Linked DNA regions of Homo sapiens: region 1 is linked to region 2. The links are chromatin loops, found by intact Hi-C in ENCODE. Cell type or tissue: mammary epithelial cell. All regions are shown on one strand. Links, peaks and the distances in the headings refer to the core of each region. The heading gives the core; the rest is flanking DNA. Region 1 overlaps KANK1 (KN motif and ankyrin repeat domains 1). Region 2 overlaps KANK1 (KN motif and ankyrin repeat domains 1).

Region 1 (15,929 bases), core at 7,375-11,374, 52 kb after region 2:
TCCATTCTATAGTCCCCTGTCCACCGAACTATCCTTGAAAAACCTCAACCCCCAAAACTTCAGGGAGATTAATTTGAGTGATAACTCCATCTCCCATGCGGCTAGCCACCTCTTCGTCAATTAAACTCTTTCTTTACTGCAATACCATGGTCTCAGTGAACTGGAAGACCCTTTTGGGTGACTACACAAGTTATGCTCTGCAGAAGACATCCTTAAACTACTGTCTGCACAAGGTAGAATGGGAGCAAACATGAAACCATTCTTTAGGGTTGACTTTCCCATTGCAAGAACTATGGCTTAAGTCTTAAAGATGAAGCTGCTACCATTTTTCTCTTTAGCAGTAACTAGTCAGGGAGTTGAATGGGTGGGAAAGATCTTAACAGGAATAGATGTTCTCCAGCTCTCTGATTAATTTAAATTGCTGAAAGTTTACCTGACATGCCTAGTGGTCTTCAAAATATATAGGTATGGATTTGCAAAGGAAGAAAAGGGGATTTTTCTGTTTCTAAAGTCACACTTTGGTCTCTCTTCTCTACCCACTGACATTTGTCTAATGGTGAAAGCAGTCACCATTCCAGCCTCACCAGGCTCCTTCTCAGTGAAGCCGCCCTGCACACACTCTTTGTTACCTGAACAGCCATGTCTGTGCCAAGTGTCTTCATTTCCCACTTCATGCAGTCACCTGTGTGGACCAGAGTGGGCTTCCCAAGAGAAGCCAAAAACAACACTGTATGTCAATGAGACTCACATGAGTTGACCTGGAATGATAAGGTGAACTGAGTCAATTAGATGCTGACTCTCAAGAATATGAATTAAGAAGCACAGAGAATAAGCAGTTAACAGTAAGGGCATCTCCTGAAAGAGTGTTAGGAGGTGGAAGAGCGGCTGCAAAGAGCCAGAGCTGAGCGCATGCTCAGATTATGAGAACACCAAAAGTAGGCATGGGCAGAAATAGGTATAGCTTTTAATATTAATATAAAGCCATCATGGTTATCAATACATGCTAAAACATTACTTTTCATCTCTCAACATTGCAACTATGTATGTTTCATATTAGCATAAAACAATCTGAACATATATCCTCAATAGAGATATGTACACGTATATAATTTATAACTAGGTGTCTACGTTGAGGACACATGTTCAGATTGTTTTGTATGTATAAGGGTGTCTGGTGAGAAAAAGTTTTACAACTTCTACTTTGCTACAGAAAGTGCATTCTGGCCGGGCACGGTGGCTCCCTCCTGTAATCCCAGCACTTTGGGAGGCTGAGGCGGGCGGAGTCATGAGGTCAGGAGGTCAAGACCATCCTGGCTAACACAGTGAAACCCCGTCTCTACTAAAAAACACAAAAAAATTAGCCGGGCGTGGTGGCGGGCGTCTGTAATCCCAGCTACTGAGGAGGCTGAGGCAGGAGAATGGCGTGAACCCGGGAGGCGGAGCTTGCAGTGAGCCGAGATTGCGCCACCGCACTCCAGCCTGGGCGACAGAGCAAGACTCTGTCTCAAAAAAAAAAAAAAAGAAAGAAAGTGCACATTCTATGACACTAGGAGACAGACGCGAGAAGTTAACACAGCTGCCAAAGACTAAGTAAGACAAAGATCCTGTCTTCTAGAGGTTCACAGGCCATAATGTGTTACAGGGAAGAAAGAAAAAAAGCACCAGTGATTTTTATTGGGTTTCCAACAAATATTTGTGTAGAACCTATGTGTGCCCTGTGCTAGTCTAGGTATTTTATATCACTTTCTAGTGACACAGTCACCACAGATCAAATAAACTATCCGGGCTGAACTGAATTTGCTGCGTCAGTGGTCCCTAAACATTTCTGAACCATAGAGCAATTTTGAGATTCTGATTAAAAAGAAGAGAAACCTCTCCCTAGGAAAGCACGCATAACTACAATTCTGGACTCAATTTCACTGACACTTCTGACCTCACACCCAAGGATAAGAAACGAATGGGTCTACTGCCTATTTGAAAATATAGACACACACATACATATCTACAAAATCATGTGATCCTACACTGAAGGATTGTTTCAACAATGCAAAGTACTTATGAGGCTTATTAATAGCCTTATATTTTCAGTTAACAACATATTACTAGTGGCAATGAGAGAAGTCCCACCACAAATAAAACAGCATGTTTATTCTCAAGTACAATGCATTGAACTGACACAGACTATCACTCCAGTTACACAATGGCTGTTCAGAGTTCTCAGTTAATGGAATATTCACAGTTTAAGACCAAACACAATGCACAAAGAACAGAAAAATAGACAAAGTTGCCGTATTAGGGATAGCAACATTAGCTTCCTGGCAACAGAGACTCTGGGGAGGGCTACACATAAAATTATTTTCTATTAAGGGTCAGTAAGTAAAAAAAAAAAAAAAGTCTGACAAAATATTTCATTCATTTGCTCGAAGTGATTTTACACAATAGAGCTACAGAACACAGGCTTGGTTCCATCTTTCCTCTTAAATAACCAAAAAAGAGTACTTGATCTAATCTCTTTCATGTAATTAGAAATCACCTGAAAAATGCAGAATCTGGCTGTGAGAGTGATTTGAGAATTGATGGATCTGCTTCCCTGCTTGTAAGAATGAATAGCAGTACTTACTCCACAAAGATGAGAAGCACACATTTTCATGGGTGCCTCTCTAATGTGTTAATAAAACAATGAAATGCTAATTTCATTTTTTTCATTCAACAAATATTTAGTGAATTGCAACTATGAGCCAAACATCAAGGCAAAATCAAGCAAAATCAGACCCAACTTCTGCCGTGATGAAGTTCACTAGCTCTTTCATCCATTAGAAAGCTTTAAATTGGAAATCTCCACTAGCATCGGTTGTCTAACTTGACAACTAATATTTGTAAAGCATTTTACAGGTTAGAAAGTACTATCCAATATATCATCTCAGGAAATCCTCACTGTAACTCTCTGACTTGTATTGGTAATTCATCTCCTATGCAGGTTAAGAAACTACAGCTCAGAGAGGCCCAGTGGCTTACTCAAGCAGTGAAGCTGGAATCCCCTTTGCTGATAATCTCAGTGCACTACACCATCTCACTGCAGCTGAGCTTTAGGTCATGAGGATAAAACACGTGCAAAATCACTTTGAGCTCTTTACTGGGAACATGATCTAGAGCAGCTTTTTGTCCGTTCCCATCTTCCCCAGAAGCAGTTGTTACCCAGCTCTGGCAGGGTGTAGAAAATGCAATTTACTTGGGCCGGGCGCGGTGGCTCACGCCTGTAATCCCAGCACTTTGGGAGGCCGAGGCGGGTGGATCATGAGGTCAGGAGATCGAGACCATCCTGGCTAACAAGGTGAAACCCCGTCTCTACTAAAAATACAAAAAATTAGCCGGGCGCGGTGGCGGGCGCCTGTAGTCCCAGCTATTCGGGAGGCTGAGGCAGGAGAATGGCGTGAACCCGGGAAGCGGAGCTTGCAGTGAGCCGAGATTGCGCCACTGCAGTCCGCAGTCCGGCCTGGGCGACAGAGCGAGACTCCGTCTCAAAAAAAAAAAAAAAAAAAAAGAAAATGCAATTTACTTACTTGGAAAACCCCAACTTACCTAAGTTATAAAATGGTTAATCTGCTGAAAGATTCCTTTACTATTTCTATCATACATGCAACCTAACAGCATTGCGTTGTTGCCTGCCATGAGCCTCTCTTCCTTGGTCAATTTCTACAGTGCTTTCTGAATACAGAAAACGTCTGCAGTATTTTCTCTGTTACAGACTCTTGACAGTTTTCTTTAACAGTGTGACTTACATAGTAAGACTGAAATGTGAAAGTTCTAGATGAAACAGTCATCTGGTCCTACACTAAAACTTTCATGCATTTTTTAAGGAGCCTTAGATCACTGTCCAACATTCAACCCACTGCCAAAATCCTATGACAACATCTCTAATTTGGGGTAATCTGACTTCTTTAACACATGCGGTTCCTATTACTGGTAAGAAGCAGTTTGGCAATAAGTATTCAAAAGCCATAAGTAAATAGTACCAATGCTGACTCAGCTGTCCTGCTGCTAAGAATTTGTCCTAAGGAAACAACTCAACAAATGCACAGTGATGAGTGTATTTGAGATATCTTCATTGTAGAGTTGTTGTTTATACTAAGAAATTGGAAATGACCAAAGTAACTGTCAGGGATGGTTTTAATAAATAAGAGTGCACTCATACAGAGAGATGCTATGTAGCCATTAAAAATCATATGAACATATCAAATAGTTACATAAGATATACATGCTCTATCAAGTGAAAAAAGTGATTACTAAATAGTATATGATATCCATTTTATGTGTGTTTACAAAGCAAAAATTCTTAATTGATTGAAATAGAAAAACATATCCTTCTTATGTCTACCCATAAATTCCAATCCTGCCCCCCTGAAGTTGAGAATTAACTTTGCTCTCCTTTCCACCCCGATAGCCTTTCAACTATTCCTGGTAGGGCATAGTTTCTAGTCCATTTATTTCCCTGGCTTACCCTCTTAAAATGTAGAACTTGTTTGAAAACAAGCCCTCGGAGGTAGCCTAACGAAGTCAGAAAACAACGGGATGATTATCTCCTTAATTCTGAGTACTGTGCCATTAAAGCTGCCAGAGAAGGCCACCCATATCAAATGGTTGGCTGAAACCTTCAATCTTTTTAACAAGAGCTGCTACTGATCCAGGTCTCCCATTCTATAAACATGCAACTTTCCCCCGACTCTAGGAAGCTGCATTCAGTAGAGCTTAATTGTGTATTTGTTCATGTTGATTGCCTTCAACTTTTTGCAGCCTTTTTTTTTTTCTATCCTGATGTCTGACATCCAGTTGGTTAGCTTCCCTCCCAACAATGGGATAGACACAAATTTGATCCACCTTTCTTGATCAAAGACCACTCTTCTCAAACTAGAATATCATGACATTGGGAAAGGGCTACTCAAACATTTTATCTGGTGATAATTTAAAGTATTTTAAAACAAACATGGGCATGTTAAAAATACAAAGTGAATGCATCTTTATGTGAAAACATGAGTCTTCAAAGACATTTCGCTCCTGGCTGTGCCTCTAAAGTCTCCCTACATCCTGCCCACAATCCAACCTTCAATTCCTGTACCCTCAACCCTCTAAACCCTCCAAAATAAAGTATAAACTTTCCTCTTCCTTAATAGTTCCCTGATGGAAAAGTTAGAATAGCACTGGCAAGGCAGTGAATTGCACAAAGTCAACAGTTAATCAACCTGCAACACATTCATCTATCTTATTACAATCAAGCCCATGCTTTTCCAACTTATCCATAAAAAATCCTAAGAACTTAATGAAACATGTAGTTTTTTTATTCTGATATCCTCTAACAACAACATTACCCAAATTCTCTCTCCAATAAGTATCTGATTTATACAGGAAATGAGGTTAATTCAAGAAAGGCTTGTTCTTGAGAAACCCATGCTGACTTAACCACACTGCTTTCCCAGGTAACCACAAACTATCCCTTCTTCTCCCCATTTATTCCATTAGAGGATTATTCCATATCTGCTGTTTAAAAGGCACTGAACTAGGGTCTACAATAGAAAACATGGAGTCAGATGGAAACTTCTCTTCTAAGACGAAGAAGGATGACACGTAACTACAATACAAATAACTATAATACATGGTAAAAATGCTTAAGAAAGTTCCAGAAACAGGGAAGCACTAGCCAGCAGAAGGAAGAGTATGTGAAGAACAGAGTATGTGTGAAGGGGCATAACAAAGATAAGACTGGGGCACATGGTAGAGAGCCACAACCATATTTAATCCGAGAAAACTCAAATCTTGTTAGGAAATCACCTGAAAGCCTTCTGGGTCACATTTAGAAAAATCTCTCATTCCCTATGTCAGAAAATGTACATGTTTTTCATTTCTGAAAAATATCTGTTTGTCTTTTCCGTCTTTTTCACCCTTCTCCCGTCTTGAAAGATTGTCAACAGAAGTCTACAAATCAGAAATTATTATGCACTTACATTTTACAATTTAGAGGTTTAAGGTTTATACAGCATTTTCAAGCAGATTGCCTCTGCAAGACTTTTTTAAGTGTCCCAAGATATAATGAAACCAGGCCTGGACACTCAAACTCAATTTCAAGTACCACATATTCAGTCACCACCCTCAGCCTAAGCATCCATCACTTTTACCTACTTTTTTTTTTTAACCTCTCCAATAAAAAAGTCATCATCCTTCAAGTTTTCTAAGCTTGGAAAAAATGAAAATCACAAGTGAATGACAGTGTTGACTGTACAATTAAAACCTTCAATGCACAAAAATATTAAATGGATGATCTCTGCAAAAACCTCTGCAAGAAATTATAAATGGCAACTACCATTAACTTTTAGTTTAGAATAAATCTATAAAACCAAAAGAACAGACTAGACAACTCACAAGAAGGTGACAAATCTTTGGGAAAAACACTCAATGCCTATCAAGCTCCCCCAAAAAGGCTCATTTAAAATACAGATCACAGTTGTTAATTAAGAAATAAAGATGAAAAAATACAGTACATCCTTATTATTCACGGATTCCACATTTGCAAATTCATCTACTAAAACTTATTTATAACCCCAAGACTAATGCTCATGGTCATTTGCGCACAGGTGGAGAGAACCAAAATTTTTTTTTCTTTTTTTATTAAGGAACGCTTCACGAATTTGTGTCATCCTTGCACAGGGGCCATACTAATCTTCTCCGTATCATTCCAATTTTAGTATATGTGCCACTGAAGCAAGTACACACCAAAATATTTGAGTCACTCCACATACATGTACCCAGCTGAAGCCAAAAAACCAGCCTACACTCTTTGTTCTAGCCCTTATACTATTAACAAATGTCCCTTTTGTGGCTAGTTTTTAGGGCTTTTTTTTTTCATTTTTGTGGGTTTCTTGGTGATTTTGCTGTTTAAAATGAGCCCCAAACATCATGCCTTAGTGTCGTCTAATGTTCTTAATCACAACAAGGCCATGATGTGCCTTAGGAAGAAGAGACGCATTGGCTAAGCTTCATTTAGGCATGAGATACAGTGCTCTTCGCCATGAGGTCAATGTTAATGAATCAACAATGTATATTAAACAAGGTATCTTTAAACAGAAACACATGCAAAACAAGGCTATGTATTGATCGGTTGACAGCTGACAAAATCGTTATAACCAGAGGCTCACAGGAATCTAACTCTGTATTGTTCCCCTAGGAGCAATGGCTCAGTATTCACTAATTATGTCCACAGCGACTTTATAGAACATAACTGCCACAAATAATAACAGTGGGGTGTTCTTCCAAATTATCCTCTATTTCCCCTATTTCCTGCAGTGAGCAGTTTGCTATCTCTGGATATCCTATTTATATAACAGAACAGCTCCAAGTCATAGGTCTAGACTTCTTTGCTATGCTCCTCCTTAATGCCCTTCCAAAATTTTCCTCTAGCCTTTTCAAAGGTGCCTGCCCATTCTACACTGGTTTTTTCCACCTCCTCTCACAGCATCTGACTAATCCGATCTTCACTCCTGGGTTCCTTGACATTCCTACCATTGTTCGTATAGGTTTGTTTGTTTGTTTTTTGAGAGAGTCTTGCTCTGTCACCCAGGATGGAATGCAGTGGCGCGATCATAGCTCACTGTAGCCTCAACCACCCAGGCTCAAACAATCCTTCTACCTCAGCCGCCCAAGTCGCTGAGACCACAGGCGTGTGCCACCATGCCCAGCTAATTTAATTAAACCAGCCCAGGCTGGCCTCAAACTTCTGGGCTCACACAGTCCTCCCACCTCAGCCTCCCAAAGTGCTGGGATTACAGGTGTCAGCCACCACACCTGGCCGTACAGGTCCTTTTACAAAACAGATTTCCTTAGTTCTTGGGGCCTCAGTTAAGTTCTTGGGCTGCCTTCTCCTGTTCTTCCTCACCCAAGGATTAGTACTTTCGTGATCTGTCTTCTACATTACTATCTGTGGCCATGAGATCATATGTACATTTTTGACTAACAGTTTGGCTATTTTTCAATAGCCCCCTACCAAGAATTCCCTGCCTTAAACTCCAGGATGATATGGACATTTTTCCCCATTGTCACTTAAAGTTCATTTAGAAACATCTGGTAGGATCCTGAACCTCCACATTCATTTTTGTTCTAAATTTTTAAACCTTCTATCATGAAAAACTTCAAATATACACAAAAGAGAATACTATATTGAATACAATGCACCCATCACTAAGCTTCAACAATGATACATATTTTGCCAGCCTTTTTAATATATTCCCTCTTTTTCTGTTTTATATTTGCTGGAATCTTAAAGCAAAACCAAAACAATATATCTTTTCACTTATAAGAACATCAGTGTGCATTTATAACTAATGAATAAATTTTTTTTTTTTTTTTTTTTCCTTTTGAGACATGGTCTTGCTCTGTCACACAGGCTGAAGTGCACTGGCGCAATTTCATCTCACTGCAGGCTCAACCTCTCAGGCTCATGTGATCCTCCTGCCTTGGCCTCTCAAAGTACTAGGATTGCAGGCATGAGCCACTACACTCGCCCAGAAATTTGTTTTTAGAGTAACTACCATGCCATTAACAAACCTAACAAAATTAACAATTTCTTATCTTCAAGAACTCAATTCATATTCAAATTTTTATCATCTCAAAGCTGGTTTGTTCAAACAGGAGTCCAAAGTCCCCATACTGCATGTCATTACTGAGACCATACTGGGACTAAGGCAGGGAGGAATGAGCCCTAAGTGAGTCTGTAACAAGCGAGAAAGCAGCTCATTCAACTAAAAGAATTAAATTGGAGGTCTGGCCCAAGAAAGTGGAAAAATAAACAAAGAAAACTAAAACTATTCAGGAACATCATGAAGCAGGGCAAGAGCTAGAGAGAAAAGTACCAAAGGGGCTAGCAATTTGAGTAAGGAGAGTAACTGGACAAATGACAGAATTATCTTAATGGAACAAGGACTTTAGCTTTAAAAATCTCACTTTGGATCAATGAAGTAATGAGAAACAGTTACTAAAAAGCAAAACCGCATAGTCATTGTATCTAATTCCTCAAATTTTAGTTTCATAAGCACCTTTGTACATCATAGCACTTTAATAATTATAAGTTTAAAATGATCATGGCTAACTCCATGAGACTAAGATCTGGATCTGGCTGACTCCAGAGACTAAGACTCACCACGTAGTCAGAGGAGAGCACAACTCAGAAACCAAGGTTCCCTAAGTCTTCCCTGGGAATCACTAAACTCACATTGAACTTCTAACTGCATCAGATACAGACACATACAGAGAAAAGTTTTATATAAGCAATGCATGCTCGTTAATTAAAAAAAGAAAATTAACCAAGATAAATTCTAATACTTCTCACTTTTTGAGGTTTATTATCAGAAATAGCTCTAAAATTTCTCCTCCTCTTTAAAATAAGATTTTTTAAAATGCTTCTGTATTCAGTTACAATTCTTTGGGTATTTTCCCCCCAAGGTAGAGCCAAAACAGACTGTAGAGAAAGAAGAAATAAGAACTACAACTTAGTACCCCACCAACAACTTTGCAGCAGTATTTTATAGTATGATTAAAAAGTCATTTTAAGTATAACTCTGAAAATGTTTAATGATTACTTTAAATGTGAGCACTGATGTTTGTCTACACAAGTTAATGATGTTATTATAACATCATGAAGGTTAAAAGTTGTTTGTTTTTATTTAAACAGAAGGGGTTGTCGGCATCTTTATCACCACTAAAGGTAGTTTTAGCATTTCAAAGGGATTTTTTCCTAATTGTATTTTGAGAAACACATTTCTAAAAACACGTATGTACTAGGAACTCACAGATCTTGTCAAATTGAATATTTCATATTCCAGTACAAGTCTGGACACATCAAATCTAAAGGAATTTCTTAAGGCTTAGTAAACCAACCTCTGTGATTTCATCTCCAGCCAAATGGGAATCTTACGCTTTTACAGTTATTTCAGCTAATTCTCAGTCACTGCAAGAAGACAAACGCAGCAAAGGTTGGATGCTGAAACATTCCAGAAAAAGGATAATCCCCATCATATACAAACTATAGTATTTTACCTAATTGGTATCTGAATCCTGATTTATGTTCACTCATTTGATTTATTTAATTTAGCAGTATAGTGACTATGCCATATACATAGCAGACTGAGTGGAAGAGTTTATCATCACAAAGCTGACACTGCACAGTTTGCACATCTAAGTCACGTGCCATCATGTACATGGTGTGGAAGGTAGGGGAGGCAGGTGTCCCCACTGTCTTCCCAATAGTGGTGATGGCTCCATAGAGTCATCGTATCACCCTTGACTCTTCAGGACTTCAGATCGCCATCCTGCTTTGGATTACTGACGTGGTATAAGACTAGGAAATGGCTTTCTCAGGGATTAGCTACTGGCCAGCTCATTTCACGAGCACTTATTACTATCCAGGGGTTCTACTGTCTTATGACTTATTAGTTGTTCTCAAAGTGTGGTCGCTAGGCCAGCAGCAGAAACATTACCTGGTATGCAGGTTAATTTCACGTGCCAACTTGACTGGGCAAACGGATGCCCAGGCAGCCGGTAAAACATTACTTCTGGGTGTGCCAAGAAGAGATCAGCATTTGAATTAGTAGACTTCACTAACTCTCTTCCTGTTTGCCCTGAGAATACTTGCCCATGGTGCTTGCAGCTGCAGTGTTTACCCCAAGATAACCTTGCCACGAAAGATCTCGTTTTTTAAATTTTCACATCGTTCTAGTATATCGACTTTGGAAACAAAAGACATCATCCTATTTATAGGATTCTGTTTTTAGTAGTGGCATTTCCATTTACAAAATATAGTAATTCTCAATTGCTGAAAATGTCAAATCCTAGAAAACATAGCATTCCTATGAGTGATGTTAACATCGTTCTCTAACAGTTGATGGAAGATTCATTTGATGAATCCGATTTTTCTGAAATAGATGATTCTGATAATTCAGATGGTTGTGATGTTAGTTCTGTTTAGAAATAATATTTTCTATTTTATTTTCACACTGAAAATCAGTCCGATTTGCTTTAGCCTCCAACAGCCTGTTTATGTAAAATTAAATAAGCACTGGCCACAAACCGCACTTTTTTTCTAAGTGGGAAAAGGGTTAAGACCGCCAACATGGATGCTCATCAGTGTGGATGGGTGTCATCCAATCAGTGAGGGCCAGAATAGAACAAAAAGGGAGAGGAAAGGCAAATACTTGCTCTCTGCTTGAGCTGGAACTTCTATCTTTTCCTGCCCTCAGACATCAGCGCACCTGGTTCTTGGATCTTCAGACTCAGATGGAGATGGAAACTTACGCCAGGTGCTCCCAGGTTCTCAGCCCTCAGACTCAGACTGAATTACACCAATGGCCTTCTTGTTCTCTAGTTTGCAGATGGCAGATCTTGAGACTTCTTGGGGAACATCCTGGGACTTCCTGGCCTTCGTAATCACATGAGCCAATTCCTATAATGAATCTCCTTCCTAATATACCTATGCTGTCTCTTTGGAGAACCCTCATACAGCTGGTAACTTGTCAAAAATGTACATTTGTACGCCAGTCCCAGAACTCCTGAATCAGAAGGTCTGGGGTTGGAGCCCAGCTATCTGTGTTTTAACATAATGCTCCAGAGGACCCAAATGCACGCTAAAGTTTGAGAACCACTGCTATAAATTATATTTTTTTAAATGAGCATTCATTCAGATTTCCATTATATTTGGGTTTAATTTCCATTAAACCTATTAAGTACAGGTTATTTTCTAATATTTCTTAGTATAGATTTTGTAATATTCCTATAAAAGTAAATTCGTATAGAGGGAAGCTTTGAATTTACCAAAGTTCAGTAGAAGAGGGTGACTAATATGAAACTGAACAATTGGCTTATATTTTTCTCATACTTCATCTCTGGAACAAAATCCTTACAACAGTTTATAAGGAAACGCTTCATTACATTGCTCACATTTACTTCATCCCCTGTGTTACACAGGTTCTTGGCATTTGAGGTGACTTCTGATAATTGCCTAAAATGAACCAGAACTACAGGGTGCGGAAGATCAAGGACCCTGAGAAGATATGAAGCTGAGGACTCAGCTTGATCACTTTCCACCTGCGTGCTCTTAGAAAACTCAGCCACTTTAAGCCTCAGTTTCCCCAAATGTTTAATAAAAATCACAGTATACCCCTCATCATAGGGAGAAAATCAAAGGTGTTTAAAGCTGATTGCCTGGCACAAAGTAGCCCTCAATGCTCCACAGTAATTTTATCATTATTAGCTAAGATAATTATTTCATTTTAAATACTTCTGAACACACTTAAGTCCCTGGAAGGTAGAGGTTGTAAACAACTAAATTGCTTTTCATTGCAACCACCTGATAAATGATTTTTTTAAATAAAGGTGACAAAATTACAATTGCATTCTTTTTGAGACAGGGTCTCGCTGTCTGTCACCCAGGCTGGAGTGCAGTAACACAATCATGGCTCACTGCAGCCTCAACCTCCTAGGCTCAAGCGATCCTGCCACCTCAGCCTCCCAAGTAGCTGGGATTACAGGTGTGTGCCACCAGGCCTGGATAATTTTCTAATTTTTTTGTAGAGAAGGGGTCTCGCTATGTTGCCCAGGCTGGTCTCAAACTCCTGGGCTCAAGCTATCCTCTTGCCTTGGCTTCCCAAAGTCCTAGGATTACAGGCGTGAGCCACTGCGGCCAGCCACAATCATGTTCATTTCTAACAAAGGATCACATGGTAGAAAAATAGCTCATTCTGCAAATAAAAGCAGTGTATGCAATACCTAACCACAAGCACCCTGATCAAGAGAAAACATTTCAAAATATTTTCTTTAAAGATCCCTAAATTGTCACAGGGAAAAAGGCCAAGGCATAGTACAGACTTGAGCAGATTAGTCAAGAATGTGATTTGATGAATTAAAGAAATTACATTTTGGCAGGGCTGAAGCAGAAGGCAGGCAAAATTCCAAGTTTCTTCTGGTTCATTCAAATGAGCAGTTCCCTTCCTTTGTGCAGCTAATAACGTCATATTAAAACATATTATATTTAAAAGGTCAAAAAGCCATGTGAAAAGAAAAAGTCACTTAAGAATCTTCTAGACATGTGCCAGGTTGACATGAACACCATTATCAAATATTGTTTAACAACTGCTGAGGAGATGAGGGTGTGCGGCCTTCATAAAAATGAGTTTGAGTCTTGGCTTGGGCAATCACCGGCTAACTGACCTTAGTTAGGCAGGTCCTTGGAACCTCCTAATTGGTCTTCTTGCTTCTACTTTCGTCTTCTTCCTGTTCATTCTCCCACAGTAATCACACAAGCAGGCCAGAGCTCCCTTTCTACCTCAGGGTGTCTGCATATGCTATTTCCGCTTTTCCCCCTCAGAGCACCCGCTGCCAATCTTCACACAGACAATTCGATCAGTCCTTCAGGTCTTAAGTCACTTCTCAAGAATGCCGTACTTGCCTAGGCTAGATTAGATCCTACTGTTACATGCTCCCTTTATTTTTGTTTTTTTGAGACAGGGTCTCACTTACCCAGGCTGGAATACAGTGGTGCGATCATAGCTCGTTGCAGCCTTGACCTTCTGAGCTCAAGTGATCCTCCCAACTCAGCCTCCTGAGTAGCTGGGACCACAGGTGCACATCAACACACCCAGCTAATTTTTGATTTTTTTTTTTTTTTGTAGAAACAAGGTCTTACTATGTTGCCCAGGGTGGTCTCCAACTCCTGGGCTCAAGCAATCCTCCTGCCTTGGCCTCTCAAAGTGCTGGGATTACAGGTGTGAGACACTGCACCTGGCCCCTTATTTTGTAACTCTTATCACCATTATAACAACACCGATGGTATCTTTTTAATGTCGTCAGTCTGCCCTACTAAACTGCAAGCTGTGTGGAGGCAAGAACCATGTCTGTTCACTGCTGTATTTCTAGCACCAAGTGGAGCGTCTGGAGCACAGGTGAGAGTAACCATTATAAACGGTCCTCACCATTGTCCCAGCCATCCAGAATAACCAGCTAACTTCACAGAGTTAAGAGGTAAACACTTTCAGATCAGTTGGGTTCACAGATGTGCAATATTGTCAGATGAAAAGTAAATTCAACATCTTCCTGGTTTCCAAAGGCAGAATCAAGAAAAACCTGAAAAACAACTGCGGACCCTCTGAATTTAAACTGACAGCTAACTTCAGATTCAAAATTTGGGAATCACGCCTATAAAACCAAGCAAACTAGTAGATTGACTCTGGTATGAAACACCATCATGGGTAACAGCCCTGCCTCCCATCTACTCAATCTGGACAAAAAGAGGGAAACAGGCAAATGTGTGTGTCTTCTGCTTGCCCTTATTCTTCATCTTTCCACTTTTATTGTAACTGCGAAAAGCCCCAGGCAACAGAGGGGGAGAGCTGCCTGAGCTTCTTATGACAATCTGGTTATACTGAGCCACACATGTTGTATTAACCATGAATTGACACCCCAACCCACATCATGTTCCTCATTCATTCCCATCCATTTTCCATCTTGGCTTTCCTCCCTGACCCATCTCTTTTTCTGCTTTCCTTTACTTTCTACCACTCAACTTCTCTCAAGATGTGAGGCACAAAGATACAGCAGAAAGAGGGCTGGATTTAAAGACTCCTGGAGCCTTTTCCTGGAGAAACTGCTAAAACATATCACAGGAAATTATTCTGGAGTCTGGGAAAAAGAAGACTTTAATAAAGTATAGACAGTTCGGAGAAAGAATGGAAAAAGAAATAGGATGAAATGAAATTGTTAGGAAGAAAAGATGCCTGGGCCTTACGCTCATAATTAACCTTGTAACTCCCACACCGCCAAACATCTACAGTGAAGAGCTTGTGTATCTTCTTAGGCTGCTGGCCACTACCTTGCACGTGAGAGAATTTAATCCAACAAAGAAGAACAAATCACTTTCTGACAATGGTGTAATGTTTTTGTTTTATTAGAGACAGGGTCTCCCTCTGTTGCTGAGGCTGGAGTGCAGTGGCGCGATAACTCATTGCGGCCTCAAACTCCTGACCTCAACCAATCCTCCCACCTCAGCTTCCCAAATTGCTGGGATTATAGCTGTGAGCCACGCCACCTGGCGTGGTGTTTTGATAAGATACCTTATCTGTTCTTGCTGTTTAGCTCAAAGAAATATACTGTTCGAGATCTGCAATCAGGCTTCATGTACGGATGCAGGGAAAAAGGAGTGGCTAGGCACTGTATTATTAAATAAGAAGGAGGTTTTTTTGGTAATAAACACCCTATAACGGCTTTCATAAAACCCAGTTAAGATTGGAGCTTTAGAATTACCAATATCCAAAACAATACTTAAAATTACAGTATCCCTGGGGGGAGGGGAGGCGGTTGGGGTGGGGGAACCTACCACAGACTGTCTGCTTATTTATCCCACCTGCAATGTGATTGCTTGCAAACAGGTAACTCGTGATTCTGAATAATTATCCTGCATCCAACCCAGTGGTGTTGCGACTGCTGACATTCCTCACGAGAAAGCAAGTCCTTGCTTTGAAAGGTGTCAGTTATGTGGAAAGGACCAAAACCCACCTCAGTGTCCCCAGTGTTAATTCTCCTTTGTATATTACCCTAGGGAACTTTCTGACCACTGCCCCCTCAACCCAGGACTTTGTGCGTGCCACCCCCCAACCTCCATTAAGGTTCATTTTACCCTCTGGAAGCTAGAGGGAAATGAAAGCAGTCCCAGGAAGAACCGGGCTTATTTCCTCCACACAGACAATAACCGCCACCTGCGTGAGGATTTACGCACCAAACCGTCCCCTCACCCCGCTTCATAGTTCCTATGTCATACAGTCACAGCCACTCATACCTCAGAGGACGAGGAGGAGAAAGGACAAAGGGGCCAGGTGGCTTGGGCAGAGGGAGGAAAAGGTGGC
Region 2 (15,929 bases), core at 6,916-10,915:
GTGTGTGTTGTTGAAAGCCACTGAGATTTGGGGTCTTGCAGAATAATTACTATCTTGATTGATAATGAGTGGCTTAGAAAGGACACTTAGTAAAGCCAAGCCTGGATGGAAGGATAGAGGATATAAAGTATTCAGAAATTCCAGTGGTGAAATTTGGTAGGTATCAAGTGAATATAAATGAAATATTTCTTTGATTTATATGTGTAAAGACAGCAGCTTTTAGCTTAAATGACAGCTTGGAGAAGTGACAAAATAGAGGTTTCGTAAATTAAAGATCTGGCTATGCAGTTTGATGGTAATTTAAGTGGTGTTCAGGATGTCCATTCTAATAATCAGCACAAGATCTACTATCTTAAATCCAAGTTGCTTCAGACACGAGTTGATACAGTATCACCTAAATGCTGAGGACTCACTGAAGTGACTGCTGAAAAGCCTTCACTTTAGTCCTCACGGTTATGTCATGCAATAAGGTAGGACCGGATAAAATTTGGAAGTCTAGTAACCCAAGCCAGTTCCTAAGTTTACCTAAACCTGAAAATTTCATCTTGTTGATTGAAACTCTTCAGCATTAAACATTTCTTTATTGAGCTTCAGTGGATGTGGTGCTCGGCTGATGCTGGGTGGGGAGGTGACACTGGTAGGACGGATACAGAAGAGTCCCTGTTGATCCTTAATATGAGAAACCTTCCTTAGGCTTTCATGCCTCAAGAGGCTTGTCTGGGCAGGCAAATGGCATCAACACAGCTGTTGAACATATGCTATCAGCTGGCACCACCTTTGGATCCTGGCATACCAAGGACCAGAAGTAGGCCAGCATTTTTCCACCTGGATTCAGCAGTTGTTTTCCCTGTTCGTTCTTTCATTCCTCATGGGTCTTTAGCTAGGTTAGGTATCACTTGGGATCTCCTCTACCACTATCTTCTGTCTTTAAATGTCAAAGAGAATATATAACATTTGTTCTTCATGTCTTGGACTTTATGGTGATCTAATATCCAGAAGCTGGTGTTAACTGGACAAATGCAAAGACCAACCAGGGAAAATAAACTGAAAGCACACCAATTAATTAAGTCTTTACCTAAAGGATATACTATGGGACTGACTCTGTGCTAGGTACCACAAGAACAAGTGGGAATCAAATTCCAGCCCTTGAGTAGCCTTTTTAGTCTATTTGATAAGAAAAAGAGAAAAGAAACAACATTATTCCCCCTCTTCTTAACTAGCATAATTTTAAAATGTGGGTACTCAAACCATCACAGGTAAGGCTTTCTCCCACCCAGTGATACTTCTGTAGAAAGAAAAAAAGAGGGAATTCTAGCAAAAAGGAAGAGCATATGATGCCAGATGGACTAAAAGAGCAAAGAATACAATTCATCAGCAAATTATGTGTCTATTAACAGTTTCAAATAAAATGCAATAAAATATATTTATAGTATGTTGGTATCAAAAAGATGATACTATGCCAGGCGCGGTAGCTCAAGACTATAATCCCAGCACTTTGGAAGGCCAATGCAGGAGGACTTGCTTGAGGCCAGGAGTTCAGGACCAGTCTGGGCAACACAGGGAGACCCTCTACAAAAAATTAAAAATTAGCTGGGTATGGTGGCGCACACCTTTGGTACCAGCTACTCGGAAGGCTGAGTAAGAGAATTGCTTGGGCCCAGGAAACGGAGGCTGCAGTGAGCCATGATTGCATCACTGCACTCCAGCCTGAGACCCTGTCTCAAAAAAAGGGCAGGGGGGGGATGGGTACCATAAAATTATATATGTACAATTTTGTACTATATTAAGAATTGTATGTAGGAGTAATCACAATCAGAATACATATATAAATATGAATGAGCAGAAGTTTAAGGTGATGGGCTGTAGTGATTTTTTAAAAATATAAAGTACATTTATATACATTTCTTTAAAAGATCATGTTCACTAAATCCACAAGGCCCACAACCTACACCAAAATCTCTAGCCCAGCAGTTTTCAACACTAGAGAGTACTGGCCCCACCCCAGGAGGCACACGGAAATGCATGGGAGTGTTACTGGGCAGTCATGTCTGAGGGGCACTTCCGGCATTTAGTGGGCAAGGGCCAGGAATGCAGAATACCCTGCCGCACACGAGACAGTCCCACACAATGAGGAACTGTCCTACTCATAACACCAGCAGCACAACTGTTAAGAGATTGCCACTAGGATAGGACCAAGATCAGTGTCAGCCAAGATATGCTGTAAAAATCCTAAAATTTAACAAAATACCATTAACTTTATGCCAGTATGATTTAAAAATAAATCTTTTTCATTTAAAAAAACTGCAGAAGTATATAATCACTCCTCAAAGATGGAAATGGGTAAAAGATCCTATTACCTGAATAGAGAAAACAATCTCATTTCCTGAGAGAGATCATATTGCTTTCATGCTAGAAACAATTTAAACAAACACTGAGGGTCGAAAAATTATCCCCATCTGCTAAACACACTTTTGTACCTTATCAATACACCATTATCTCACAGCTGGTTTGTGAACTCTTGTCAGTAACTCCTGCCCCGGACTGAAAGTTCAGAAACAAAGAAGCAAGGACAAGTGGCTGGAAACCCTGCAGCCACTGGCATGACCAAGAACTGAGCACTCTGCTGGCCGACTTGCTCCTTGTGAAAAATGGCCCTCCAGTGCCACCCAGAGATGCTTGGAGCGCTATGCACAGCGCCTTCTTCCCGGCCTCAAATAAGAGGGGAGGAGAAAAAGGAGAACTACTCTTTCCTGTAGGGCGCAGAAATGAGATCCTTTATGCTCAGTTAAATGGTCTTCCTACTTTTACCCATGTTTAGTACTTAGGACAGTCACACTCATATTTAACTTCCCAAAAGGCTGGTGACACTGCCATCTAGTGAATACAGTCTTTTTTACAACAGAAAGTCACAAAACTTAAGGGGCTCATGAACCTGTATTTTTAAAGTAAAGTTCAAGAAGTATCCTGTTTTTAATCTCATTTGAAATACTACTTAATTTACATTGAGAAGAGGAAAAAAGTTAGTAATAGAGAGTTTGCTCTCTGTGGATTCCTTTTAGGAATTAGCAAAATTTCAAAAATGAATACAACAGGAGAATGTAAACAAATTCGATTTTCCATACAGCAGGGGAGTCCAACGTTTTGGCTTCCCTGGGCCACACTAGAAGAATTGTCTTGGGCCACAAATAAAATACACTAACACTAATGATAGCTTATGAGCTTTAAAAAAATCTCATGTTTTAAGAAGTTTACAAATTTGTGTTGGGCTGCATTCAAAGCTGTCCTGGGCCACATGCAGCCTGTGGGCCATGGGTTGGACAAGCTTGTCATAAAGGACTGAAGCTCTGCTCTATCTCCAGCAACGATTGTTACAGCTGTACTTGCTATCTAGTGTGCTGTTCACAGCATGGTCCACTTGTCCCTATATGGTGACTACTTGTGCTTTTCTTGAGTTGCTAGCTTACTGAATCTTAAAGATGCTGTGAACTATGTATCTGGTCACAATTACTTCTTTGCCTTGGCTGCTAGGAAGCATGGAGCCAAATTACTGGCCTATTCTGGTCTACTTACAAGATCTTTTACAGTACATGCTACCTCTATCTTTACTCCATATTTCCTCCTCTTGATATCTTCCTTCTGTCCCAATATCTTCACCCACTCATTTAAAAATTTTATTTTGTATGCCCCTTTAATTTGGTACATATAAATAAAACACATTAGTGTTATTTGCTGTGTGTATGATGCTCCTGTTGGGATCCTCTGCATGTAACCATAGGCATATGTATGGCAAATATCACAGGCAAAGGTGATTTGTGTCTTATATGACTCTTAGGGTCTCTTACTACTTCTTGACTCCCCATTAGGAGAGCTGCTGCTGGTCTAAACTGGGGTTCGAAAGAGTGTCACAGTCAAAGGTATTGCTCACATATAACTGCTACCTTTTCCACATTCCATTCCAGTATGGCCGCCTGAGATGTCCGGCTTAAATTTCTAAGCAGCTTCTTCAGCTGAAGGGACTGCTTTTTTAATTTCTCATCCCACAAATCCTGTCTCATTGTTTCTGTACTTTGTCCCATTCCTAGATAGTTGACCTATGTATTCCAAATGATAACTTTTTTTAATATGAAACGTTTTTAACATAAAGGCTTACTAAAAGGCAGAACATAAACTGTTTTAGCAAAAGGCATAAAGATGATGACACTGAAACCCTAAAGGCTGTCTTCAAAAAAACACCGATAATGTGGGATACCTTATCACCATTTCAGCAGACATCATGTCTAAGAAACCGGGCCTACATACTGTTGAACTACATTCATTCCTGTTGAGATAATGACACCCAGTCAGAGTGCATCACTGGGACATCTTAGACTTTGTACTGAATTTCTCTTTCTTATCTCCAATAACTGGCTATTAAAAAAACACAGATTGCAAAAATCACATTCTCAGTCTTACCCAAGAGCCACAACACCTGGCTTTGTGTATTTTCTCTACAGCTGCCAAAAGCACAAAACAACAGATAGTTTCCTATTAACAAAGTGCAATTTAAGAGGCATAGGTGGCTTTGTGTGGGAGGTACTATGGGTAATATGTGTGTTCATTATGCAAATGAAAGCCAATCCTATTTTTAAATGTACTTTTATATGTACAGGCAAGGGCACATAAGAGTTAGATGGTCGGCCGGGCGCGGTGGCTCACGCCTGTAATCCCAGCACCCTGGGAGGCCGAGACTGGCGGATCACAAGGTCAGGAGATCGAGACCATCCTGGCTAACACGGTGAAACCCCATCTCTACTAAACATACAAAAAATTAGCCGGGTGTGGTGGCATGCGCCTGTAATCCCAGCTACTCAGGAGGCTGAGGCAGGAAAATCGGTTGAACCCGGGAGGCGGAGGTTGCAGTGAGCTGAGACTGCACCGCTGCACTCCAGCCTGGGCAACAGAGAAAGACTTTGTCTCCAAAAAAAAGAGTTAGATGGTCAAGGTGATGAAGATTACAAAAATATTACTGGGAAGATAAACTATCAAAAATGCCTGCAAAATAGAATGACACTGTCATTTGACAGTCAGATAATTAGTGTCAAAGGTTCTGAATTTTAGACACACTCCTATCTAATGGGATCGACATACCTATGTTATTAAGAAGTGAAGTGAAATGTAACTTCCTCAGTGGCTTGTTTGGATTCAGCTTCTGTGCAAGGAGCAGGCACTAAGACACATCTGAAAAGCATGAGAGACAGAGGACATGGGCCTTAAGGTTTTTATTCCAAGTTCAATCATTACTTGAGTCCTGTACTTTTTTCTATGTCCTACACTGAATCCTGGAGATAAGTGTAGTCATCCAAGCTTACACATTGGAAATTAAGGCATAGAGTCGGTGAGGAACTGGCCCCGTGGGCTGGGCTCTTGGTTCAGTGACAATTGTCTGTGACTTACTAAAAGATTCTTTAGTTTGCCTGTTGTTTTTAGTAGAAAGCTGTGGGCTGGACCCAATACTAACAAATGGAACTCAGGGGGCTGACAGCGACATCTCTGAAGGCCAAAAAACCTCCTCACATGTCAAGCCAACCGTCCCTTCAGGTCTTGGGGATGGAGATAGGGCTGGCAGGTGGAGTGATAAGGTAACCTAATTATAATAATGCCAGAGTAATAAAGTGAGTGACAACATAAAGGATACAGAAGATGCCTTCTGTCAGAGACAAAGAATTCAAAAACAATCAAATAAAACCACCAAACAGGAGAATACCATTTCATTCTTCTTCTACGGGACTGGGGACGATGTTAACCATTTATAAACAGCACTCTTGCGTACTGGCCTCTTTCCCTTTGCCCAGTCTCAGTTCCCAGAAAAATAACCACAAACATGATCTCTGCCTCTGGGTCTAGAAGATGAAATCAAGTCTCAAAGATACTCAGGTCACAGATGTGCAAGTCTAAAGCTGTCTCAACTAACCCTCCGAGCTTTCCAAGGCTAGCTATGCCTCCAGTTCCTGGAATGTACAATTCTTCTCTTATCTACAAGGATTCTTCAATGGCCCTTAAACCCAGGAAAGCTGGAAACTGCAGGTTGTAGCCATGTCTTGATCAGAGTCAAGGGGGCATGGACATCATTTAACATTACCTGACGCAGCAGAGGGTACTCGGTCAAACCAGCTGCTATATTAAACCAACACTGGACACCTCTATGGCTTATCCACAGAGGGAACTGTCAGGATTCTATTTCTTAAATCATGTATCTAAACCAGTACTTTATTTTTTCACCCATATAGTACACCATTATCACTTCCATATCACTCAATTCTTCAGGACTATCTTTTCTCATTATATATAACATTTGCTTAAGGTCTCATCATGGTTCACTTTGGAGAGCAGGACTGAAGTTCAGTGAGAATGTTTTTTCATCTTATATACTTCTAATATTCTAATTTATTAGGATAATTGTGTTACTTTTGTAAAGAGTTTTTGATAAACGTAAGTGTTCAACCAAATTAAAATGTATTCATACCTTTAATCTAGTTATTCCTGTGAACTTATCGCAAGGAAGTAACTTATTATGGCCTGAAGATTTCACTGCAATGATACTTAAAGTAGCAAAGAATTAGACACGATCTAAATTTTAAACATGAGAAAGTCAGTTTTATAAATTATTGTACATTAATGTAACAGTATTTATCATTATAATTGTAAAGGCTTCATAAATGAGTGGAAAGTCCTGACACCTCAAGTAAAACAAGCATTCCAAATAAAAATCAAACCACATAAATATATGTATAAGAAAGATAAAAACATTTCTATGTGAGAGTGGTACAATTCTACGTAATTTGAAATTTTAAAAATTTTCTTTAGTGAATAAATATAAAATACTTACTAGAAAGTAGCCTGAGAAAAAATAATTTTGCCATAGTTCCAAACTATGATATTAACCAAATTAAGATACTTCTCCTTTATTTAGAATTAACTTTAAAGGGAATAAAAGAAGTACCAATAGATTAAAAGGCAAAATATGTTAGCAGGATCAATGTCTATTGAGTCTATTCATTATTTTATTTTATTTATTTATTTTTTGGGACAGCGTCTCACTCTTGTCACCCAGGCTGGAGTACAGTGGAGCGATCTCAGCTCATTGCAACCTCCACCTCCTGGGGTTCAAATGATTCTCCTGTCTCAGCCCTTTGAGTAGCCGGGACTAAGGGTGCACGCCACCACACCCAGCTAATTTTTTGTATTTTTAGTAGAGATGGGGTTTCACCATGTTGGCCAGGCTGGTTTTGAACTCCTGACCTCAGGTGATCCGCCCTCCTCGGCCTCCCAAAGTGCTGGGATTACAGGCGTGAGCCACGATGCCCAGCCTATTGATTCTATTTAAAAAGGACTTGTAGCTAGCAATAAAGTTTAAGGAATTCCCAAAGAACTGTTAAGCAAATCTATTTAATTTACAAACAATAAACTTATAAAATGTTTTCTAAATTAAAATAATATAGTGGCATTATAAAAACACCACTGCAATTAGCAGTTTAATAATGTGGTAAATAATACTAGGTAAAGCCAATTGCTATTTATGGACAATCTTTTTTTTTTTCAGCCAGCTTTCTGAAGGGTTAGGGGTCAAGTCTTCTTCCCTTTGAGTTCTGAGAACATGAAGATTTTCAACGATCTTGCAGGAGTTCAAGTCCCAAAGGGTAACTGAACAAGGAAGGATATCAGCAGTGACCCCGAAAGCTAACAACAAGCGTGAGTATACGCCCATGTGTTATTTCCCATGCTTCCATCCAAGAAAATGCTCTATTGAAGCAATGTGTATGAATGCATCTATTATGCATGTCACCATGGCCTTATCCCACTCAGTCTCAACATTGGCTTAGTTCACCTCCCTTGGAAACACTCTGGACCATCAACTGGGGTGGAGGTTGTTAAGTAACTCTGTGAGTTGCCTTCATCTAGGTAGCTCTTCAGGTGTGGTTCGTCAGCCACACCCTAATAACTGACAACCTTTGTGAACAATTTTTCAATTCTGTTTATCTCCCTGACTTGATGAAAGACAGACTGACCAAATCAGTCAGTCGTGATGATGTCCTGATGATGGCATTCCTCCCGAAGTGACTAGAGAGAGAGCCCACTCTTGTAAACTTCAACTACCTTGACAGTTCCCACATGTAAATGCCCTAAAGTCAATCATCTTCATCTCACATGCTCTGAAACAATGATCTTTTCTTATAGGTAACATTGGCCAACATTAGATATAAAGAATTTTTAAAAAATGATTTCTTTTAGCTCTTTAAGAGAATACACAAATATTGATAAAGGAGAGTTGGTCTATGGTCACGTAGAATGTGCTATACAACAAATGAAACTTATTGTTATAATTCTGAAAGTTTTCACGCCTGTAATCCCAGCACTTTGGGAGGCCGAGGCGGGTGGATCATGAGGTCAGGAGATCGAGACCATCCTGGCTAACAAGGTGAAACCCCGTCTCTACTAAAAATACAAAAAATTAGCCGGGCGCGGTGGCGGGCGCCTGTAGTCCCAGCTACTCGGGAGGCTGAGGCAGGAGAATGGCGTGAACCCGGGAAGCGGAGCTTGCAGTGAGCCGAGATTGCGCCACTGCAGTCCGCAGTCCGGCCTGGGCGACAGAGCGAGACTCCGTCTCAAAAAAAAAAAAAATAATAATAATAATAATAATAATTCTGAAAGTTTTTTAGTCTTTCCTTCAAAGATTCCATGGTACTAGATAAATTATACACATACACACACACAGAGAGATGTTCACAAGGAAAAATGAACATTACAATACAACCAGGTAAAGGTACCAAGAACATGAAAGGAGGTTGCTAAGGTGCTTCCAAAAGATTGGCCTAATTTTACCACCACATCCATTTCGGCGCTTTTTTTCTTTGCCTAAAATCGTTACCACACCATATTATTTCCTCCCAGCATAGTAAGTTAGGAGAACAAGGAAATGGGAAGAAACTACAGAGGTTCTTACAGCCCTGCCAGCAAAGTTTCCTAGCACTCTGCTGCTGGGCTGGGTGAAGAGAACAAGGCTAGCCGTCCTGGACTGGGTGAGGCACATGTGCAGGTATGTGCAGCTAGTCCTGGACTTGGGCAGGAGCAGGAATCTGCACAAGAACCAACAAGCCCACAGGAGAGGTACTCAACTGAAACAGTGTTTAACAAGCATAGCCATCTCCTTTTTTTTTTTTTTTTTTTTTTTGAGATGGAGTCTTGCTGTAACGCCCAGGCTGGAGTGCAATGGCACGATCTTGGCTCACTGCAACCTCTGCTTCCCGGATTCAAGCGATTCTCCTGCCTCACCGTCCCAAATAGCTGGGACTACAGGTGTGCGTCGCCACACCAGCTAATTTTTGTATTTATAGTAGAGACGGGTTCTCACCATATTGGCCAGGCTGGTCTTGAACTTCTGACCTCAAGTGATCCACCCGCCTTGGCCTCCCAAAATGCTGGGATTACAGGCATAAGTCACTGCCCCTTGCTAACCATCTGCTTTCAAGTGGATTTTGATATGCCAAAGTTTACCTTAGTGCCACTCTGAATGACCTAACAAGCATGCAAAGGAATTGAGGAAGGTGAAAGAGAGTGACACTGTATTAATTACTAGTCTAAGACCCTGTTTTAAAGAATAACCCAAGAAAACATAAAATTAGAATTCAAGTCCCAGTCCCACAGTTTTCCGTGGGCATAAAATACTTAAAAAAATAAAAATGTGAACGGGCAACTACACTTCACTAGTTTCCTCTTAGTTTTTAAGCCAACTCAGTAGCCTGCCTTATCTCATTCTAAACCTTCTGAGAGCAGGGACTTTGTTTTTCCTTTCTGCTATTTCCACAGTAGTAAGAACAGTACCTGGCATATGGCAGGTCCATATATATTTGATGAGAGGATGAAAACATTTCAAGAGCTTACTGGTTTCAGTCCTCTCCACAAACAGATAAAAATTCTACTTTTTAAAAAGCTTTAATCTTCCTTTGTAGCTGCAACTGTCATAAGAAAGCACTGACATACTGCATCTTTTATTTTCTAAACATATATATATATGTAATATATATAAATATATAAATATATACACACACACACACACATATTTTATAGGTTTATAAAACACACACATATATTTTTTTTCTGAGACAGAGTTTTGCTGTTGTTGCCCAGACTGGAGTACAATGGCGGGATCTCAGCTCACTGCAACCTCCACCTCCTGGGTTCAAGTGATTCTCCTGTCTCAACCTCCTGAGTAGCTGAGATTACAGGCATGCACCACCACACCCGGCTAATTTTGTATTTTTAGTAGAGACGGGGTTTCACCATGTTAGTCAGGCTAGTCTCGAATTCCTGACCTCAGGTGATTTGCCCACCTCGGCCTCCCAAAGTGCTGGGATTTCAGGTGTGAGCCACCGCCCCCACCACCCCCAGCCCTTCTAAAAATATATATTTTTAAAATTTTACATATTATATAAAAATTCTATTATATATGTATGTACGTATATATGTGTGAGTGGTGTGTGTGTGTGTGTGTGTGTGTGTGTGTGTGTGTGTGTAGGAATATGTGTAATTCAATGCTATATACTGGGGGAAAGTTCTATGGTTTTTCTTCCCCTATAATTTTTCAGAAGGGAAGACATGATCATCTTAATTTGATAAAACTGACTGAATAGTAAAACCCAGAACCAGAATTTAGGGTGTGGCATAGCTTGTTTAATCACCACCTATTCTAATGGGAAGGGAGTCAGAACACAGGGCCCCCTGACAACACAGACCCGGCCTTCCCCTCAAATGCCATCTGGTGTATGGGCCAGTTAGTCCCATTACCATTTCTCTCTCCCATCTTGATCACTGCTCAACCCATAATAAAATCTGGGCACAGTGGCTCTCTGTTCATTTCCCCATAATCCAAAGCACTGAGGGAGAGCGGGCCACTGGGTGGTCTCCATCTCTATCCCCCTTCTTTCCCCTCCTCAACATCCCCAGCCTGATCATGCTTATTCTCTTTTAAAACCCAGAATTTTGCTATGGCATGGCACTCACAGCCATTCATCATTTGGGTCTCTTGCTACCTCTCCACCTGTACAGAAGAGATTACAGGAAACAATATTACACAGCTGCCTCATGTTTAACGCTCTCTTACCCCTCTACACCTTTGCCCAGGCTGATCATTCTGTCTACAGCAGGAGGACTTCACTGGTTTTTCCTCCCACGTGCTCTTAAAGACTGAGTGTACGCACTTTCTCCTCCAGGAAGCCCTTCCTGATGCTCTCTGCCTGTTTTAGATGCCCCTTCATCTGAATTCAGAGCTTAACATATGGCTAAGCAAATGCTTTACTATCTGAGAGTGATTATCTTTCCTCATGGCTAGTATTAGATTTTTTTTTTTTTTTTTTTTGAGACGGAGTCTCACTTTGTTGCCCAGGCTGGAGTGCAGTGGTTCAATCTGGGCTCACTGCAACCTCTGCCTCCCACGTTCAAGTGATTCTCCTGCCTCAGTCTCCTAAGTAGCTGGGATTACAGGCGCGTACCACCACACCCAGCTAATTTTTCTATTTTTAGTAGAGACAGGTTTCATCATGTTGGTCAGGCTGGTCTCAAACTCCTGACCATGTGATCTGCCTGCCTCGGCCTCCCAAAGAGCTGGGATTACAGGCGTGAGCCACCACTCTCAGCAGGAGGTTTCTATTAAAAACAAATGAGATGGTATTTGCAAACTGTCAGACATTGCCCAATTGCATTAGTCCATTTTCACACTGCTATAAAGAACTACCTGAGACTGAGCAATTTATGAAGAAAAAAGGTTTAATTGACTCACAGTTCTGCATGGCTGGGGAAGCCTTAGGAAACTTACTATTATCATTATTTTTTGAGAGAGTCTCACTCTGTTACACAGGCTGAAGTGCAGTGGCACAATCTTGGCTCACTGTAACCTCCATCTGTCAGGTTCAATCGATTCTCCTGCCTCAGCTTCCCGAACAGCTGAGATTACAGGTGTGCGCCACCCGCCCGGCTAATTTTTGTTTTTTCAGTAGAGACAGGTTTCGCCATGTTGGCCAGACTGGTCTTGAACTCCTGACCTCAAGTGATCTGCCCGCGTTGGTCTCTCAAAGTGCTGGGATTACAGGTGTGAGCCACTGCACCCGGCCAGGAAACTTATAATCACGGTGGAAGGCCAAGGGGAGGCAAGGACCTCTTCTTCACATGACAGCAGGAGAGACAGAGAGAGACATGGGTGCAAGGGTGAAACTGCCAAACACTTTTAAACCATTAGATCTCATGAGAACTCCCTCGCTATCAGGAGGACAGCATGGGGTAAACCATCCTCATGATCCAATCACCTCCCATCAGGTCCCTCCCTCAACACGTGGGGATTACAATTTGAGATGAGATTTGGGTAGGGACACACAGCCAAACCACATCACCAGTACAATGTCTGACACATAGTGCTCATTCAATAAATGGTCATTATTAGAATCATCATTATTGTTTACCACGTCTCCAGGAAAGAGACAAATTTAAGGACCAGAATAATCAGAACAATAACGTATTTGGTACTTTGAATATCAGCTGTAACATTAATCTTAGACACTAATTTATTATGAACTGGTACCCCAACTTTTTGCTGAAATCACTGACACTCCATTCTCCTCCCCAAACATAAAGTGAATGAAAAAACAAAGACAAAGAAACCAAGCATGGTAAGGCCAAAATAATTTTACTTTTTTTTTTTTTTTTTTGAGACAGAGTCTTGCTCTGTCACCCAAGCTGGAATACAGTGACGTGATCTTGGCTCACTGCAACCTCTGCCTCCCGGGTTCAAGTGATTCTCCTGCCTCAGCCTCCAGAGTAGCTGGGACTATGGCGCACACCACCACACCCAGCTAATTTTTGTATTTTTAGTAGAGACGGGGTGGGTTTCGCCACATTGGCCAGACTGGTCTCGGACTCCAGACCTCAGGTGATCCGCCCGCCTCGACCTCCCAAAGTCCTGGGATTACAGGTGTAAAGCCACCATGCCTGGCCTACATTTTTTAGAAGAGAAAAATTCAAACGAGTATATTAATTAATGATAGAATCTAAGTAAAATATTTTGCTGTTCTAGAACTAGGGAAAGGTAAGGAAAAAGATGATTTTAGAGTTAAGGAACTGTTAAGAGTAAGAATTACTGAATGTCAATGTGATGTCTCTCTGCATAACTAGGTCTAAAGGCACCAAGAATATGACTTACATTACTAACCTTTACATTAGATGGAAGACACACAAACTGCTCTTAGTGAATTCTTCTGGCTGAGTTATCATACTATGATTAGCTATCAAAGCTACTTCAAGTTCTTATTGCTGCAAAGATAATTTACACATTCAGGGTCAAAGTCAGCCAGCCACGTTTCTGAACTGAAAACAATTCAATACTAGGCTTTATCTGCCAGTTGAGATTTGTGCCACACTCTGACACATTTAACATCATCTCCAAATTAATGTGCCCCAGGGATGGGATGAGTAGGGAAATTTCTTACACAATGCCACGGTCCAGAGGAAAAACATCCTTGAAAAAGATTCATCTTTCAAATCCTGATATAAATCTACTCTTAGATCTATATTCCAAAAGAGAATAAGAGACTCTTTCCCCATATGTAAGAAACAGGTGGTAAGGCCCACAAATGAGCTCTGAAGTAGAACAAAACGCTAAGGAAGATAATTATCACTGTGGATAAATATGATTTGTAACTATGATAACCCCATCAGCCACACGTGGAATGTGCCTTGACTGCATGTTTGGTTTTCACAGAAATAGCTCTTCAAGAGTTGAGATGTAATAGCAAAAATATGAAAAATTACAAAGGAGTCATGCTGGAATCTCATCTAAACAAGATCTATTTTGCAAGAACTAAAAGCGCAGTCAAAAGAAGTTATACTGAATCATCAAGGAGAACAGGCTTTCAATCTAAAATATTTTGTCAATGTCCTCTGACCGTAAAGACTTCACACATAAAATTATAAGGACAAAAATAACTTATCAAAAGTTTATGCAAAAAGAGTTACTTTATTATAGGATGATGAATCTGTAGTTACACATTGTAAATCCAGGTATTTACCTCTATAACTAACCAAAAGATATTCTCATTAAAATATGGAATGGGGGCCGGGTGCAACAGCTCACACCTATAATCCCAGCACTTTGGGAGGCTGAGGCAGGCGGATCATGAGGTCAAGAGATTGAGACCATCCTGGCCAACATGGTGAAACCACATCTCTACTAAAAATACAAAAATTAGCTGGGCATGGTGGTGCATGCCTGTAGTCCCAGCTACTTGGGAGGCTGAGGCAGGAGAGTCGCTTGAACCCAGGAGCGGGAGGTTGCAGTGAGCCAAGACCACACCACTGCACACCAGCCTGGCAACAGAGCGAGACTCCGTCTCAAAAAATAAAATAAAATAAAATAAATAAAAATGGAATGGGCTAAAAATGAGAGTCAGAAACTCAGGAATAGTTATTGAAGGAATGTCAAAAATGTCTGGATGCTAATGCTATCCTATCAATGTAAAAGTATTTTTCCACAAAAAGTTAATCTATTCCATTGATAAAGAACCTATTTTTCTACAGGGTATGTGCATTGATTTTAACAACTCAACATTAAGTGATCAAAATGACTTTACATCAAAGTGACTGACTACCTAGAAGTGTTAAAAACGAGTTTCAGACCTGGTACAACCATGTTCACAGGAAAGAGCTCACCATAAAACTCATGGAAGACAAAAAGCCACCCCAGTTGCAATGTGCACGTCTGGTACTCAGATATTGGTTTCTAAACACCATTGTCCAGTAAAAGGACCCAGGCTCCTTAGGGAAGTGACTGATTCCAAAAGTAGGGCAAGGAAAATACAAGATTAGCCTAGAGCATCAGGGGATGCCATAATGTGAGGAAGTACTTGAAAAAAGATGGAAGCATGTCAAAAGGACATCAGAGTCAGCCTGAAGGAGCTCCCAGTGGCCAAAGCTAGAATAATTTGAAGAAGAAAATAATGATGATAATATTGGGTTATAACCCACAGAATGAAGTAACTGTCCATGATGAGTCCACACGAATAGCACTAGCAATAAGGGAAACTGACATCAAGTAACCAGTTATGAGGCAATAAAAAAGATACATCATTGCTTTTGTGGTCTTCTTTCAAAACAAAAAAAAGCATAACTTAAAGGTAAACACTAGGAAACATCAGACAGCCCCAAATCTAGTCATTCCACAAAATAACTAACCAGAAATAACTGACAGGGAATGACAAGGAACTGTCACAAACTGTGGGAGTTTAAAGAGTCAGAACTACTCAATACAATGTGGATCTTGGATTGGATCATGGAACATAAAGAAAGGATAGCGGAAAACTGGATAGAATGCTAGTAAGGTCTGTTGTTTAGCTGGAAGTATTAGACCAATTTAGATTCCCAATTTTGATAATTATATTAACGATAGTTCAATATGGTTATGTAAGATAACAACATTAGGAGAAACTGAGTGAAGGGTATGGGAGCCCCGTACTACCTTTGCAACATTTCTCTAAATCTAACATTATTTCAAAATAAAAAGTTTTTAAAGACTGATGGAAGAGGAAAGCAACTGTGGTTACTCTTACTCCTCACTTCCATCTGGCTTTCTTTTCTTTGGGCATTTTACAAAAGGATCTCCCTCCTTCTGCTTTAGTTAATTATGACAGAGCACAGAAAGGTATGAGACATGAGACTCAGAAAGACAGAACATCACAGTGACCCTCCTGAAAAATGAAGGTGGGCTGCCTTTTGGATAACTAAACTTTTCAGTTATCCCAGAACAAAAAGCTTTAACTTTAGAACATGTTAGCAAATTCCCAAACTCATCTTTCTTGGAAAGTGCAAAAGAAGCGAACACTGGGTATTCACAGAATCTGTCAACAAGTAGA

Evidence for each region. A loop is a pair of places that touch in the nucleus more often than their neighbours do. Peaks named below come from ENCODE experiments on the same cell type or tissue, not always from the same donor. Only the 100,000 strongest peaks of a DNase experiment are listed, where the experiment ranks them.
Region 1: it touches region 2 in a loop (4-fold over the local background); 5 of 110 quality-filtered maps call a loop at or near these places.

The regions. Positions count from the first base shown.
Region 1 is chr9:549,655-565,583 of GRCh38, reverse strand. All of the region lies in intron 1 of KANK1 (KN motif and ankyrin repeat domains 1), which reads right to left. It also overlaps the pseudogene RNU6-1327P. Among named protein-coding and RNA genes, the nearest start is that of KANK1, 53 kb to the right of the region's middle. RefSeq lists an enhancer at 7,230-7,781. In mammary epithelial cell, for the core only: no CTCF peak of the experiment used is centred there; DNase peaks (open chromatin) are centred at 7,583 and 9,193; H3K27ac peaks cover 2,361 bases.
Region 2 is chr9:600,764-616,692 of GRCh38, reverse strand. The region is part of intron 1 of KANK1 (KN motif and ankyrin repeat domains 1); the gene reads right to left. Among named protein-coding and RNA genes, the nearest start is that of KANK1-AS1, 77 kb to the left of the region's middle. In mammary epithelial cell, for the core only: no CTCF peak of the experiment used is centred there; a DNase peak (open chromatin) is centred at 9,092; H3K27ac peaks cover 1,847 bases.